Regions from separate parts of the Homo sapiens genome. Here region 2 is linked to region 1. The links are chromatin contacts, found by Hi-C in ENCODE. All regions are on one chromosome and are shown on one strand. The core of a region is the stretch at or near the end of the contact, and the rest is flanking DNA. Distances in the headings are between cores, read along the strand shown.

Region 1 (4,026 bases), core at 1,496-3,995:
ACATCTCCATCTCCATTTCCCCATTCACTTGAATCCCCCAGTTTCTGGTAACTACCATTCTACTCTCTACTTCTATGAGTTCCTATAAGACATCATTATATGGAGAAGTCTCAATTCAGTTTTCTCTAGAAAGAGAGCAAGAGTCAGTCAATAAAAATCCTTTCTGACTACTTTGTGTAGTCCAGCACTTTTACATTAAATTTCCTATATTTATTTACCACTGGAAGGTCTTAGATTAATATTTCCTTTTGGGAATTTTCAGAAATCCTTTTCGATAGGACTTTGAGTTTGAGTGGGCTGCAGCGAGTTGTCAGGATATGCAGGGAATCAAAGAAGTGGCAGTGCTTTTTACCACCCAGCAATCAATATGTGTAAGATACTATGTAATTTGGTGAAATCCAAGTGTTGTCTGCATATACCATAGAATTTTATTTTTAGGCAAATACCTGAAATGCTTAAGTTTACTCTCCAGGAGCTACTCCTCTCCCCTTATCTAATGTCTTTCTGTTGTAGTAGCCTGGTCATTTAATCCACAGCACCCCACTTCATTTATTTGATATCTAACAAACATTTGTTAAGTACTACTGTGTATTTGACACTCTTTTAAAAGCTGAGGATCTATGAGTAGATAAAACAAATGTTCTCTCCTTAGGGAGCTTACATTCTAATGGAGGAACAGGACAATAAAGCAGGAAAATATGACAGATGATTTAAAGGTACATTAATTCAACAAATATGTAACTTATTTCAGTATGTATCCTGGCATGGATGAGATTAGAGTGTGGCAAATTTTCTATTTTCTAGAAATTAGAGTCAAATAGTTGTAATGCATCCCCCAGATGCCAAAAATATAATCAAATTTTCATCAGAATCCGGAAACTTAAAGGCACTGTGGACAGAGAAAGCATTTCAATTTGGATATCGACAGAATACTTCTCTCTGTGTTTATTTTAAGCCAAATAGCTTTTCTTTCAGTTTTGTTTACCTTTGGTATTTGTATCACACTCCTATTTTCTTCTGATAACCCATTAATTTAAAAGTAGCTCTTATGAAGCAATAGTGACTTTTCCATTATTGGGTATCTGTTTCAAAGTCATTTAATCTTCCAAGCAGAATTTGTTGTGTGAAGTTTTATGCAGCCAAGAATAATTTATTTGCAAATGTAGCAATAGCGTACAATCAGCCAAAGAAGATTTTTTTCTCCAAATAATATTCTACTGAAAGTTTAAATGTTTCTAGTCTATGTTTCATTAGAATTTGAATAGGTATGTGCAGCTACTCCAAATGTTCACTGGTAGTGAAATATTATTTGGGAAACAGAACGCTGTAAACATAACTCCTTTCAGAATACCAACACATTCAAATTTCTACTCAAGGCAAATATTATTTGGAAGGCAACATTGTTTGAATGAAATAATACAATTCAGATGATGATTATAGTCATGAACTAAAGAACTAATTAATTTGGCAAATATATTGTAGGTATAAAGATACAATTTCTTACCATGGCTATTAAGAATTTTCTCTTTACTCTGCTTTAATGGTATCGTTATAAAAAGTTGTAATAAACATTAGACATTTAAGGAATATTTTAAAATGATCTATGAGGGGATATTCTCTGTCACAACACTTGCACAATTAGCCTAAATGAGACTTATGGGCTTTCTTATTAATGAGTCAGAGGACTTAAGAGTTTTACTATTTTTAATGGCTGCTCCCTCAGTACTTGTCACAGGATTTTGATTTTACTTACTTTAGAATATAAAGAGGCTGTCACAATAATCCCATAGCAAGACAAAAACTGGAAGAAACAGTTTCCCTAATTTGGATACTAATACATTTATTTGGGGCCCTTAAGAGTTGTTTAGTATTTAACATTTTGATATGTACACATCTTATGGATATCGACAATGATAACTGGCTATCAATGTTCGCTAGGTAACATATTCGCTATTCTTTCTCACTAGGGTGATATGTTTGTGTTGAGCTAGCCACATCATTTTCTCTGTTTTTTTTTTTTTTTTCTTATAGCCATGATATGTGGCTAGAATCAAGAATGCAGGCCTTGTTTTTTTTTTTTTGAAAAACTAATTAATCTCTATGGTGGAGAAGAAAAAAGAATCAGATTTACATCTTTTGACATTGCAAGTGTAAGGTCTAAAGATTTAAATTAAGAGAAGAAGAGGTTGAGGTAGGGTGACCCATGGTGTGGTGTCAAAACAGATATGAATAAATTTAACTTATTTATCTACCATATATATGGGTTTTGATTTCCAGCCATCAAGCACTGTCTGTATGTCTTAGAAAGATCTATTCCTTTCATGGCAGCCAAAACACCATGTGAATATGAGCACTTCTAAAAGTTTTTGGCCAGGATTTGTTACTGATATATCATTGGCATAAGCCTAACTATGTCTATTCTCATGGTCTTCCTGGTGTTGTATTAGTAAGCCTAAAATTCATCATAACTATTTTTTCTCCCTTGGTCCAAGGTCCAGGACCTATAGATGTAAGATTTGTTTTATTTTCATCAGATCAGTGAAATGTTATGTATTCATCCAGCCATTTAGAAAATATTTATTTAGTGCATATTATATACCAGGTTCTGGGCCATGATCTAGCAACACAAAAATGAGTGAAATTAGAAACTTGCTTTAAGGAATTCAGGAGAAACAAATAAGGAAGTGAATCATGACAGCAGTATGATAAGGCTGTGATGGTGGTATGAGCATGAGTCAATGGAAACACGTTGCAGAAAGTGCTTAACCTTGTCTAAAGATGTTAGTGAATATGAAGTCTTCCTAACTATGCGAGATGAAACCTGAAGGCCAGGTATGAGGACACTGAAGAGAATCAGATTCCTTAGTTTCTCTGTCCTCCAGCCTGTATTTTTCTTTTGAAAGGCTTCAAATACCAACATTTAAACACACTGTCTTGACTAGGAGGTAATTCCCAGCCTTGCTTTCCTTCCTTTCTTCATTTAGCATATATTTATTAGGTCCCCAAGATAAGCACAGCACTAAACAAGGCACTGGAGATGGTAATGAATGAGATAGACATGGACCTTATGCTTGTAAAATGTGCATTCTAGTAATGCTGCCATAAACATATCATCATCCAAGTACTTGTTGAATCATGATTGTGTTGAGAGCTGTGCAGAAGAGCTATAAGGTGTCTGAGTCCATGTCACAGGGAACCTGGCATCATTGAAGGCCAAAGAAGTTTCTTGAGTGGCTGAACTTTCAACCGAAATCTGGGACATGATTTGGGACTTTCCAGAGAAAAAGTAGGGAAATTGCCTCCCAGGTAGGAGGACAGCTTGAGTGAAGGCTCTGGAAATGAAAAGAAGGCCAGCCAGTGTAAGCCAGAGCTCACAGAAGGCTAGGTGTGGTTCAGAAACTCAGAACAAGGCCAGATCATGAGGAGCCTTGTGGGATGTTTTAAATGTTGGACAAAGGAAAGACACTGAAGATGTTCTTGTTGAGGTAGGAGTTGGGAGACTCCAATATGCATTTAAAAAATAGCCCTCTGCAGAGCTGTGGTGTGCAGATTTGGTCAAAGAACAACTCTTTTGTGGCCCTTTACATACCAGTCTGTCTCTTAAGAAATGCTGAATATAAGATTAAATGGATGCATTCTCAATAGGGACCAGAGCTGTATTGCTGACATCTGGCTCCTGCCAGCTGTTTGAAGGAACTCAGCAGTCAGCAGAAGATACCATAGAGGCAGGCATCTTTCGGGGAGCATCATGAAAATTGTGTTATTTGGTCATTGGTTTTACTCTGCCACTCGGTCTTCAGCCTTGCTATTATCTGCCTTCATTTAGAAAGCACTTAGCAAGGTTAAACAATATGTGATTTTGAGCTAAGGTGTTAAGGGCTGATTATAATTTATAATGCCTCCTTCTCAGAAAACAGTTGCATTTTTAAACACCAGCTTTTAGTTTAGAGTCTTTGCACAGCCTTGAGTTTTATGGCAGTATCAAATACTATGGCAGGAATGTAAGAAAGATAACTCAAAATAGAA
Region 2 (4,300 bases), core at 1,686-4,185, 320 kb before region 1:
TGCTGTTCTATACAATCAGCAGCTCGTTCTACTGGCCAGTGACCAAGCAGCCCCCTTTGTGATTGGTCAGCTCCATGCCATACTGGTCGTTATAGGTTGAACTGTGTTCTCCCTCTCTCCTACAATTCATGTGTTGAAGCCCTAAACTCCAGTATCTGAGAGTATCTGTATTTGGAGATAAGGCCTTTTAAGAGTGATAAAGGCAAAATAAGGGCATTAGGGTGGGCCCTAATCCAATGTGACTAGTGTGCTTTTAACAAGAGGAAATGTAGATATGCAGAGAGATACTAGGGATGCATGCACACAGAGGAGAGGCCATGTGAGGACATAGCGAGAAGGTGGCCATCTGAAAGTCTAGGAGAGAGTCCTCAGAAGAAACCAAACATCCTGACATCTTGGTTTTGGACTTCTAGCCTTCAGAACTATGAGAAGATAAAGTTTTATTATTTAAGCCATCCAGTTTGTAGTATTTGGTGCAGTAGCCCTAGCACACCAGTATACTGGTTATGATATTTTTTGGACTATCATGTTCAATAATAACAGTTTTGTTGATTGCTGAATCTATTCTAGGGGTAGTATAGAACACATCATTACATCTTTAGTCACTATCTAGGTATTATCCTTATTTTGCAAATGGGAGAACTCAGGCTTGAAGAAGAAAATGACTTACCTAAAGTCAAAGTCACAGAGCTAGTAAAGGACAAATTCAGGCTCAAATCTAAATCTTTCTGACACCAGTACCTAGGTTCTTAACTGTTCTGTACTACCTAGAAATACTGGTCTTCTCTGACTGCTTTCACCCAATATAAACAATGCTCTGTATTTTTCTCTGTGGCTCTCTGGTCTTTTTTCCCCTTTGGAGCATGAGCTACAATTTAGAATCATAAATTAATTATGTGATTATTTTCTCAATGCCTTCCTCCCCTGCTAGTCCCATGATGTAACACTGTGCTTATAATCATGAAGATGATGTTAGTTTTGGAACCAGCAGTGTTGAAAAGCTTCTTGATTTTTATGCCAAGTGAAAGCCAGCCAGCCCTTTGCATATGGTGAAATGATCAACCTCGATGGTCATTGGCAAGTAACAGGAACCGCTGCTGGGCTCTTTAATTTATACCTTGATATTGTACACATGTGGCCTCAGGAAGGGAGCGTGTCACCTAACCTTCCCACATGGTGAATACCAGCATTTCCCTCCTCATGGCTGCTGTCATGAAGAGCCCTGCCTGGTCTGGCATTCTCGGACTTGTTTTTCCATTTAGAAATGCACTTCAAGGCAGGAAGCTGTGAGCCACTGGGTGCACCCTTGGTGGCTTTTCTCTGCTTTTCCTGACCTTCTACCCTGTTAATACATCTGGGCGAAGTGGCAGCAGCTTATTTCGGATATAATGGAGCCTACAAAAAATGAAGCCAGGTCTGTTATACCAGATTGTGACTCCTCAAAGAACAAGATCCCAGCAGATACTTATTGTAGACGTCACACTGTGCTAATCACCTAGTTCAGCCAATGTCGTATTATGATGATAGTGGTTATTATTTTCCCAGTGAGGTTCCCCCATCAGAGGTGGAAACTGTACATTTTCCTCCCAACCAAAACTAATAGAAAAATTCTATCTACTTCCCAAGGACTGAATTTTTTAAAGACAGATTATTTTTCTCTTTGTGGCTTTTTATTTTTAGGTTTCCTCCTCCCTCTCCCCACTTTTTTCCATTTAATGCTTTCATACAGAATGAATAGTATTCTACATTTTTATATTCTAAACACCACTCCTGCATAATTTTATTCAATTCTTTGTTGGTCTTTTTTTTTTCTCCAAGTTATGGTTTTAAAAATAATCTAGAACTAATTTGTCTAATGAATATGCAATTATTGCAAGAGTCTTTTGAAGTTTTTGAAAACCTTCAGTCAGCATCTTTCTGGGACATGGTGATGAATGTAGCATCAGGCACTTGAAAGCCATTTCTAATTTGGCATGAGCAGGTATAATTTTTTGCACATTTCAAAGCTGGGTATGATGCAATATTTACTGTGTACTTATGGTTCACTTAGTGTAGTTACTTTCTAGCCTAGCTCCCTCTGCTGGATGAATGGATGCACTATTGCTACTGGGGCACACTGGGGTTGAAACAGAAGCCAGATAGGATAGTCAAGGCAGGAGAGAAGGGGGTGCAGTTTGGTTTTGCCACTGCTCATGCCCAGAGCTTACAAATAATAGCTACCGTTTATGGTGTGCTTATCCCATGCAAGACACTTTACGGATGTCTTAATCTTCACTTACACATAATCCAGAAAGCAAAGGAATATTATCACTATTTTATAAGTAAGGAAAATAAGACTTGAAGAGGTTAAGAAAGTTTCCCAAGATCACACAGGTAGTAAGTGGCAGAGCCTTCATAAACATTTATCCTGGAGCACATTTTCTGTGTGAGGCACTGTGTAAGTCTAGAAATGAAGTTGACCTGGATTTTACTCTCAGAGTGTTTATCTTCCTGTACAAGAGAGAGAAGACAAACAACCATATCATGTAGCCAAGATAATTCAGAAAAAAGAAAAATAGAGGGCCATTCCATGGTAGCAGAAGCAAAGGAAAGGGAGAAAAATTTCCATCTCAGTAGAGAGAAAATTTTATCCTCAGAGGAGCACTGGTTTCCATTTTCGCTCGTGCCTCCCTGTTTCCTGCCTACTGTGGACATTACGATTTTGGAAGTGGCCCCTGGATAGCATTTTTCAAGGATCATTTTTGACCTGGGAAGCAGCTTCCCCCTGAGTACTTTTTTCCAGTACCGGAGTGAAGAGGCCACTGCCGAAGCAGACAGAAGCATCCCAACCCCAGCTGTGGGGTTCATTATCCTCTGCTGTCAAATTGCCATGGTCGTGAGGGTGTGAAAGTCACAGCGCCTTCCCAGCCCTGGCTGGATACAGGCTGTCAGAACTCCTCATAAAAACAGCACAGGGCCTTCTGCTGAGTGTCGGAACATGACATCTCATGAACCATAGCCTTCCTTGGCGATGGAACAAAGTACTTTCTCCCATACCCAGTCTTGTTATACGCTTTTTTTTTTCCCTTCTGGCCTCCTGAAAATGTATTTTGGTTGCAGGTAGCAGAAGCACTAAAACTATCTTAAGCAAATAAAAGGGAATTTATTATAAGAATCTCAGGGGCTACACCCAGGAACCAAAAACATCAGAAGCCAAGGCAATTAATTACCCTCTTGGCAATTCTCTCTCTTAATTACATGGACTTGTGTTTCCGATTGTTTTTGCATCTCTGTCTACTTTTCCCTATTAACAAATTGTCTCTTCTCACAGATTCATGCCAGAATATGGCTTTCCATAGCCCCCAAATACCCATCTTCTCAGTTTGAGCTAACAAAAGAAATTCACACTGGATCCCAATTCTACTGCTGGGAGAGAGAAGCCTGATTTATTCCAGGCTGGGTCCAATCAGCTGTGGTTGTGGCAGGGATCAGGTAGTAGAGAAAGGCCCTTATTATTTCCCCAGCCCCTAGGGGGCACAGTGTTTGAGCTGAAGTTCTACATCATCCACAAAGATATCCCTCTTTAAATTCACTTTCCTTTTCTTTCCTTTCCATAGACTTTTCACATAAATCACTGGCTCCCAAGTTTGGTTAAGAAGCAGAATCATCTAGAGATTCTTTTTTCAAAACACAAATTTCTGAATCTCATCCCAGTTCTACAGAACCAGGACCTCTATGGGTAGTGCCCTCGATTCTATATTTTTTAAATGCTCCAGTGATTCAGGTGGAGTTAGCTCACGACTCACTGTGGCACTAAAATTTAAACCAATATTGCTCAAGCTTTTATAATCCATGTCCCCTTTTGCTAAACATAAATATATCTACCTTTCATATTATTAATACAAACATTGGAACTTTAAGAACTTTTTCTAACTATATAGAAAGCTTCTATTTTATACATATTTATAAGTAATGTGTACTGTATACATTTTACATATTTTATATATTATTTGTATAAAATTAGTTGTATAAATGTATTATGAATTTGTATAAATGAATATATAAATATATATATATATATTTATTCTAACTACCTCACCTCTCCAAACTCTCCACTCAAGCCTTGGGTCAGCCTTCAAATTATTTCTTGATTATTAACTCAAAATAGTTTAAGCAACCTTAAAATAAGTACTATGTCATATTTCTTTCATCAACTTCATCACCATTAGCTTCACAATTTGGCAGGATAATTAATTATTTTATTTAAGAAGTATTTACTGAGCATCTGATATGTGCCAGACATAGTGCTAAGGATACAATG

What was found. A loop is a pair of places that touch in the nucleus more often than their neighbours do.
Region 2: a map of Calu3 shows a loop between it and region 1 (2.8-fold over the local background). The contact joins two enhancer-like sites. A Hi-C loop is called at or near these places in 2 of 168 maps with a recorded cell type or tissue (Calu3 and mammary epithelial cell).

The regions. Positions count from the first base shown.
Region 1 is chr5:145,361,115-145,365,140 of GRCh38, reverse strand. It overlaps a transcript of PRELID2 not described here. Among named protein-coding and RNA genes, the nearest start is that of PRELID2, 470 kb to the left of the region's middle. Within about 2 kb of position 2,745, at least 3 of the 41 ENCODE cell types and tissues checked have a DNase peak (open chromatin) inside an H3K27ac peak, as active enhancers do.
Region 2 is chr5:145,679,571-145,683,870 of GRCh38, reverse strand. It overlaps a transcript of PRELID2 not described here. Among named protein-coding and RNA genes, the nearest start is that of PRELID2, 150 kb to the left of the region's middle. Within about 2 kb of position 2,935, at least 3 of the 41 ENCODE cell types and tissues checked have a DNase peak (open chromatin) inside an H3K27ac peak, as active enhancers do.